2 separate regions of the Homo sapiens genome follow, and region 1 is linked to region 2. The links are chromatin contacts, found by Hi-C in ENCODE. All regions are on one chromosome and are shown on one strand. The core of a region is the stretch at or near the end of the contact, and the rest is flanking DNA. Distances in the headings are between cores, read along the strand shown.

Region 1 (4,030 bases), core at 1,093-3,592, 740 kb before region 2:
TTCTTAAAGGACCAGATGGTAAATATTTTCATCTTTGCAGACCCTACGGACTCTGTGGCAACTATTCAGCTCCGTGGTTGTAGTGTGAAAGCGGTGACAATCCGTAAGTGAATGGGCATGACTGTGTTCCAACAATGTTTCATTTACGGACATGAAAATATGAACTCCATAGCATTTTCATGGGTCACAAAATACTATTCTTTTACACATTTTTTTCAACCATTTAAAGATGGGAAGGCCATCCTTAGCCCACAGACCATACAAAAATCGGCAGAGACCTCCAGCAGTAGTTTGCCAACTCCTTACTTAAATAGATGAGATTGGATAGAACTGCTTTGTCACCCAAGCATTTACCTTCAATGCAAATGACTAATTCACCTGGCACTAAAGATAACTCAATCCTCGGGCATTTCTTGAATTGGCTAATCAATAACTCCTGCAGGTTGGTGGACATGTCCAGAGATGAATGCTGGGCCCTGGTCAGTGTGATCCAACCCTTCGGATGACAGCTATCAATTTCCATCAGCCCTTTGGCTAGTAGAGGGGGGTTGAGACGGGCAGAGTGAAATGTTTTGTGCCTAGAAACATGCACATAGCCAGTACCCAAGATGATCTATGCCACAGAGAAGCAGGAGCCAAATTTTCAGCGACTTTACAGGGCTACTGTCCTGTCACCCCTGAGCAACATCCTTCCTCCCCCTATACCCCACCCTCATCTGTGAAGCATGCCGCCCTTATTCCAGGTAAGAGTTCAGTTTTTCCTTTGCAAATTCTGGAGAAGCCTTCAGCTTACATGGGCAGAAAATTCCTGGGGTAAACAGTCAGGTTTGCTCAGTCTTGGTGAGCTCCAGGAAGGGTCAGGGAACTGTCCCAAGCTTCCTATCTCTTTCCATTCTCTGAGGACTTCCCTTGTTTACAGGTTCAGCACTAAGTAAAACAATCAAGAGGGATGACATTTATCTTTTAGCTTCTCTTTTTCTCCTGCCTCTTGCCTTTTCTTCAGCATCCTCTTCTCTGTCCATGCTGCTGCTTGGTCTCCATCATAGATCTCGGGTTTTGGAGTCAAACACACCTAGGTTCTAATTCTAGTCTGCCACTTACTAGCTGTATAATTCCAAACACACACAATCTGAACAGCTCTGAAGAAAAAAGGCTGGGGAAATGTAACCAGTGGAGGACACAGTGGGGTGAACCATCTGGGTGATTCTCTCCAGAGGGTCACAGAAAAGTACATAAAACCAGAAATAGGACACAATGCCCTCCATTTCTGTAGACCGAGTGTGAGGACAAAGAAAGCCCTGGCAAAGCAATTCCAGGGGATTTCCTGGAAGCAGAGTGGTTCCCCTGGGAGAGCAGTACCAAACAGAATCCTTCATAGCTAAAATCCAAAAAGGACTTTTCTTCACCAGTATGTAAAATCCTTGCAAATTCTGACCTTGGGCTTTCAGAGCCCAGAGGACTAACAAATGGCCATCCTGATAATTGTCTGAGGCTTTACATCTTACCTGCTTGACTAAGCTACAGCTCAGGAAGCTATTTGTCAATATAAAGACAACAAATTAGCCTGATTTTTGTCCTGCTGAATTTACATTCTAAATCCAAGAGTCCTCTGATGTCAGAGTAAAGAAGATTGAGAGTAGAAAAAGAACAAGACAGTTCAGTGCAACCCCCACCTTGTCATTCTCCATGGATGCCCACAAGTGCAGTGGAAAGCAGCTGCAACCTACAGGTAAGAGCACAGACAGCCCTCTGAGGCCCTCTCAGTGGCTAAATACTCACACCGGGAGCTAACCCAAAAAAGTTAATTTTGACAATTAAAAAATAAGCAGAGACCTTTAGGGCTAACCCTCCTTCCCTCTCATACAAAACTTATTTATACTGGAAACATTATGAAACTTAATCCAAGCTAATTTTCCCATCAGCATCATGATTAATTAACCAATTGAAACATTCCTTTTGTATGTGGAGTACTTAACACAATAGTACCTACAAGGCTAGAGGTAGATGGATTTATTTATAAATTTAACGCTGGTAGCCAATTCCATTAGCTTGAGAGGGGCAGTAAAAATTCTGTCTCTTTGAAAGGTAAACAAATGTTGAAAAAAAAAAACCTAATCATCTTTAGAAGTACAAAAATGTTATTCCCAGTAGAACCCCCTGTACACTGAAAGCAGCAATCATTATATGAACTGTTCTGAAATTACATTTGCTAAAATCAAGAGTGTTATTAGCCAACAAGAACATATTCTCACAGACAGGCTTTGCGGCAGGTCATGTTTGGTAGCCATGGCGTTCTGGATCTGCTTGTGCCCATGACTATTTTAAGCTCATTATCTAACCTTGCCAAGAGTGGCCTCCCTATATGGTCACTCAGCAAACACCTCCGCTGCAGAATTTACTAGAACAGGATTAGTGCTCCAGCCCTTACCGGATGAGATGCCTTACTGCAGCGTCAAACTGCAAAAATATAACCTCCCTCCGGAGGAGGAGTGCCTGGGCCACCCGGATAGGGTCTTGGGGGCTCTGGAGGCTGTCAATCATGTTCTGCAGCTCTTGAAGCTCAGACCCTAGAAGATGGACAACATTTTAGTCTGACAGTGTGAAATATAGGCTACTATAGCTAAACCAGTAAACCAACATTTTGTCCCATACTTGTCACCTAATCAGACTTCCCTTGTTTTGTTTGTGGGTATACTAATTATATGTTTTGCAAGACCAGCAAAGCCTTATGCTGTAGAATCAAAGGTCTGATTTATGTCTCCTTCCTTCCTCAGGAAGATAAAAATTTGCTTGGCTTTTCAGTACAATAAGAGCAGGCCATGGAAAGAAAGTTTTAAAATTTATAAGGCCATGGTCTTGAAATAGAACAAAAAGGAGAAGTGACAGGAATAGGAAAGTCTAGTCCTTAGTATATCTGTTAGGCACTTGAAACCATCAAAGATTATGAATCAGCACTCATCTCTCATTGCCATGCTATATCCAAATCAGCACTCCCTGTCACTGGCTCATGGATTAAAGAAGACTCAAGACCATCCAAAGCAAGTAAAAAACACATGTGCATATGTGTATATATAAAGATATGCACACATATGTATACATACACATGCATATACATATGCATACATATCCCTCTAGGAGATTCTAGTCATTTTAGGAGTAAATGTGAGGGATCCATATTTGCCTTATTTCTTAGACCCTTACTGCAAGAGTAGGCTACATATACATAGATTTGTATTCATTTTGGGTAAAAATCTAACTTAGGGGCCTGTGGGTCACTCAGTGCTGGGATGTGGAACCCAGCCTGAGTCTGGATGACCATCCTAGCATCTAAGTATGTATATCCTAGTTACTGGCATAGAGAAGGAGCTAGTCAGAACAGGATAGCACAGTGGAAAGTGATGAGCCCTTGGGGAACATGGCTGGGCTCACACTTACAGGGCTACCAGAATGTCAGCTGGTCTGAAATATCCCTGTGAACATAGTGATCGTTTTCTACCCTGAGAGGACATCCCTGTTATTAGGATTGTGAAAACTGATCACAATGCCTCGACGTGCAGTCCAAGGCAGGAGTGAGACAGGAAGCCCACAGGGCATTTCTGGAGATGCTCTATCTTGACAGCTGGTCCACATGCAAGCAGCCTTCTTTCCTCCCTAGCCAAGTACTGGGCTCCAGCATCTACCGACTAAGAAAGCAGAAAGCAGAGAGTTGTGGGAGGGGGAAGCTGTCCATGAGAGCCTGATCAGGCAGATCCAGGGCTGAGAACGGTTGCTAACATGTATAACATGTGCTCTTGGCTTTAAGAACAGATGAGCAGATCAGATTTCATATCCATTTGCTGTTTTATACAATAAAAAATGTGTTTTATTTTTGTTTCCAGCCCCAAATAATAGAGTCCAATCAGCAAACTCTTTTATGACTCCTCTAAATCTGATAGTTCTATTGGACTGAAGAGTTCACCAGAAAAAGAGTCATATTAGAGTGAATTGTGCAAGAACTTTTGTGGTGGTGGGAAGGAGGAGAGGTGGTCAG
Region 2 (4,106 bases), core at 1,184-3,683:
TAAGACTCATAATGTAAGCATTTGTTAAAAGAAATGAGACACATTAGTGGATTAATATCAAAGCACACGTGTTTTGCTTTTAAAGTATCTAATACAAAGCCTCTCTGATATAAGCCGTATTTAACTTTGCAAGGGTTTTCTAGAAGCAAAATAAAACATTCTCTACATTAAGTTCTTTAACTTTTTCATCTACAGGCTCGTCTCCAGTGCTTCCATTGAATTCTCCACTAAGATTAAACTGTTCTTATTTTTATACCTCCTGAAACCCAGGAAGACAGAGGGCTCCCCAATGACAATGAAGAAAGGGAAGGAGGAAGCAACTACTTCTTTTACATAAAACAAAACAAAAAAAAATCTAAGCTAAATTGCAAATATGGGCAGCTGATAAGAGATGTATATCTCCAATCGCACAGGACTCTTTGGCCTGGTACTGACACACACTGTCTTGGGGGAAGGGGCCAGGGAGGTGCCTAGGAAGAGGAAAGCAGCTGGATATCAGCAGCCCAGCAGGGGCAGAGGAGTTAATCTCTTTGGATACCCAACTGCAGGAAGTCATTACATCATAGGCCTTTCCACACCTCTCTCCCTACCACGTGTCCCGTGCCCCAAGAGGATGATAAGGAACGGTAGAGAGTCTCTCTTCGGGTTCATTTACAGGTAGAAGCCATTACGGCCCGGCCCAGCCCCCAAACCTCCTCCCAAACGCCAGAGTGAATGAAGCGCAGGCCCCGCGTCCCCCACACCAGAGCCCTTCCCTCAAACAGTGCCTGAATCCAGGCCTCGGCGGGAGCAGCGGGTGCAGCCAGTCTGGATTGAGGTGGCCAGACCGGCCGGTTCGAGGCCCCAGAACATTTCAGAAGCAGCTAGTCAGAAGCAGGTTTACTGGAGCGACATCTCCGAGAAGAAAAGGTATCAATATAGGCAAGGAAAGGAAGCCGTCCAGGAAAAGGTTTGCAACCACTGCTTTTTCTAATCGGATCGATGTGCCTGTAGGTGTTAACACCCACAAGCTGAAACTTGGACCCGAAGGTTCTCATTCAGCTAGTGACGACGCAACATGCTCCTGCGACAGACTGGAAACCACACATCCAACCCCTCCTCCAGACACTGCGTCCCAAACACCCCCACACCTCTCACTCCAGCCACAGCGCCCGCACCAGACCCCCACTACGGTAAACTCTACTCCAAAGTTGGCTGCGGACCTACCTCCTCGGTGCTGTCCGGAGAATCCAGCAAATGTACTCCTGTCCGTTCGCCCTTCCCTCGCCGGCGTCCCCTGCCCCCTCTCCTCACCTGGCCATGCCCCAAGCTTCTGGGGAGCCTCATTCACCCCTCCGAGACCGTCCCCAGGTGCCCCGACTCCGGGGATCAAAGATAACCCCCAAAGCCTCGCAGCGGAGGCTCCCCCTGCCAACCCCTTGCCCTGGAGCCCGCAAGCGCACTCCGACGAATCCGAGACGCGTCTCGCGCTGCGCAGGAGGCCCGGCGGGTCCTGCTGCCAGCCCGGGGTGGGTACGCACCTTCCAGCCGGCAGAGCTGTTGCTGTCGCCCTTATCCTTGAAGTAGGGCACGCAACGCACCATCCACTCGTAGATCTGGGACAGAGTGAGCCGTTTGTCCGGGGAGCTCTCGATGGCGCGGGTGATCAGGTCCGCGTAGGACAGGTTTCCCCAGGCGTTCCGCCGCGACGAACATTTCCTCGGCTGCCCGGAGCCCCCAGCCGCCCCCGGCTGCGGCGGTGGCAGCGGTTGCTGAGGCTGCAGCAGCGCCTGTGTACCCCCGCTCAGCCCGCCCGCCGCGGTGGCTGGCCCAGACCCGGGGTCTTGCCCTCCGGGTGCCAGCACCCGGGCCGAGTCCTCAAGGAGCAGCCCGGAGCCCAGCGTGCCGCTCCCGCCGCCGCCGCCGATCGCCATGGCCGAGCCGGCCCGTCCCCCGCCGTCCTCGTCGTCTTCATCGTCCTCCTCCTCGGGGATCATGGAGTCGGCGGCCGTCTCCCCCGAGGGCTTGGCAGGGCTCGCTTGGAGCTCCGGCCTTTGCAGGGGCCACGTACAGGATCGCGGACGGCTCTGGGGCTCGAACTCCGGGTCCAGCTCCACTTCGAGCGGAGAGAGCGGGGCCGGGGAAGCCGGTGCCTCTGCCATCTTCGCCGCCCGCCCGCCCGCGGCTGGGGCTCTCGCGCTCTCCTCTCGCGCCGGGGCGGGGTGCAGCGGGGGAGGGACGTGGACGCCGCGAAGGCTCCGGCTCCCGGGCGCCGCCGCCGCCGCCTGGGGAAGCACCAAAGAAGAGAGAAGGAGAGTTGGTTATCCCGGGCCGGAGCCCCGTCCTCGGCGAGTCCTCGCCCGCTGCCGCCACCTCCCAGTCCTGCCGCGCCCGCCTCCCAGGAACAGGAGGACCTGAAGACGTGCGGCCAGCGAACCTGGCGCAGCAGACACCGCCCCCCGGCCAGGCCGCGATGGAGCCGCGAGCGAATCGACGGCCTCGCGCGGGGCAGCCCCCTCCCCCCGCCGCCCAGCCGCAGGTCCCTCCCGGGCTAGGCGGCGGGGCGGGGAGAAGGGGGAGGGGCGCCCGGGGGAGGGGCGGCCGCGCCTTTAAAGCGGGCAGCGGCCGGAGCTGGCGCAGCCGAGCCGCGGTCAGAGCCCGAGCTCGGGTGTGCGTGCGTTTGTTTATGTTTCGCTCGGGCCCGCTCTAGTGCCTCCCGCGGCGCCGCCGCTCAAGTCTGTGCTGTCTTCGGCTCTTCTCCCCTTTCCTAGCCTGGCCGCCTCCGCGACCCCCCGTCACCCCCCACCCGGTCGAATGGCCCGAGCCCGGGGACTGCGCGGGCAGCTCCCTCTCCCCTCTTCGCCCGCGGGCCAGAGGGCGAACGGGGGTCTGGGCGCAGATGGGCCCTTGTCACTTCCAAAAAATAAAGGAAAGACAGAAAGAAGGGGGAGCAGCAGCCCAGCGGGTGTTCGCAGAGGTTCGAGCCCGGCGGGGACGGCCACTTCGGGGTTTTGTGTGGTTTGCATTCTCGCGGACGTCGTCCCCTCCGCCCCCTTCCCAGTCGGGATCCGGGGGAGGGAGCGAGTCGGAACATAAATCTTCCAACAGGTCGGGAAGCGCCAAGTCTCCCGGGCTGCTAGAAAACCCGGACCAGCACGTTCATCACCTCCTTGCTCCCGCTGCTGCCATCTTGACAGTTTCCCCCTTCCCGAGTCCTTTAAAAACACTAGCGGGCGAGAAGGGGGGCGCGCACACCGCGGCTCAGGGAGGGGAAAGGGAAGCGCCCGGCCCAGCTCGGAAGCAGATCCGGAGTCACCGGGAAGGCGGCCGCCCGCTGCACGGCTCCGGCGCCTACCTCGCTTCCTTCCCTTCAGGGACGCGGCGGGACGACGCACGATCCCGCGCGGGCCCGGGGCACGGCGAGGAGGGGGCGCGCAACCTCGGCGAAGGAGAAGCGCTCGGGCCGTCGCCGCAGCCCGCCCGAGGAACCGCCTGTCAGCTCGCGCGCCGCCACCTTCCACATTCCTCCTCCTCCCTTCCACGAGCAGGGCGGCCGCGGCAGCAGCACAAAGTTATAGACACACGCAGGGCGCCTCAACCTAGGCTGACGGCGGGCGGGTCCCCGCCCAGGGGGAGGGCTGGGCGGCGGGCTGGGCGGCGGGCCGGGCGCGCGGCGGGCGTGCGTGTGTGAGTGCGCGTGTGTGAGCTCGCGCGCGCCTGCGCGGCCCGGCTCCGCGGGGCTGCGGGCGTGGGTGTCCGGGCGCGCGCCGTGGGCCGGGACTCGGCGGGCTCCCGCTGCTGTCCCCGCTGGGCTCCTCCTCCCTCCCGAGAGTCTCAACGACAACAAAGCGCGGCGCTGGCCCGGGAGAGGAGGGAGAAGGGGGGAGAAGGGAGGAGAGGAGGAAGAAGTGGGGAGAGGAGGGAGAAGGGGGAGCGGCAGGAGCGCACAGCCCCCGACGCTCCAAGGAGCGCAGCGGCGTGGCCTCCCTGACTCCGGGCAGGGCGCCTGGTACCAGGGGGTCCCTGGCCTGCGCGTCCGCCCGCCGGGCTCTGGGCCAGCCCCGGTGTCCGGTTCCCTGTTAGAACGCGACACCAGGTAACACCCGAGATAAGATGCTGGCCGCAAG

The links. Hi-C counts contacts between places; a loop is a spot of excess contacts on that map. Pooled maps may share reads with other maps.
Region 1: a loop to region 2 is called in a map of ascending aorta, with 2.7 times the contacts of the local background. The contact joins the enhancer-like site here to the promoter of FOXO3 in region 2. A Hi-C loop is called at or near these places in 1 of 168 maps with a recorded cell type or tissue (ascending aorta) and 6 of 50 pooled maps.

The regions. Positions count from the first base shown.
Region 1 is chr6:109,298,768-109,302,797 of GRCh38, reverse strand. It overlaps the pseudogene CCDC162P. Among named protein-coding and RNA genes, the nearest start is that of CD164, 82 kb to the left of the region's middle. Within about 2 kb of position 2,342, at least 9 of the 41 ENCODE cell types and tissues checked have a DNase peak (open chromatin) inside an H3K27ac peak, as active enhancers do; they include ascending aorta, where a contact is called at or near this core.
Region 2 is chr6:108,559,244-108,563,349 of GRCh38, reverse strand. FOXO3 (forkhead box O3) reads right to left here and starts at 2,433. Exons shown (of 3, transcript NM_001455.4): 1 at 1,521-2,433. The coding sequence starts at 2,141. RefSeq lists enhancers at 350-644, 1,456-1,956 and silencers at 2,400-2,619, 3,599-3,668, 3,709-4,068.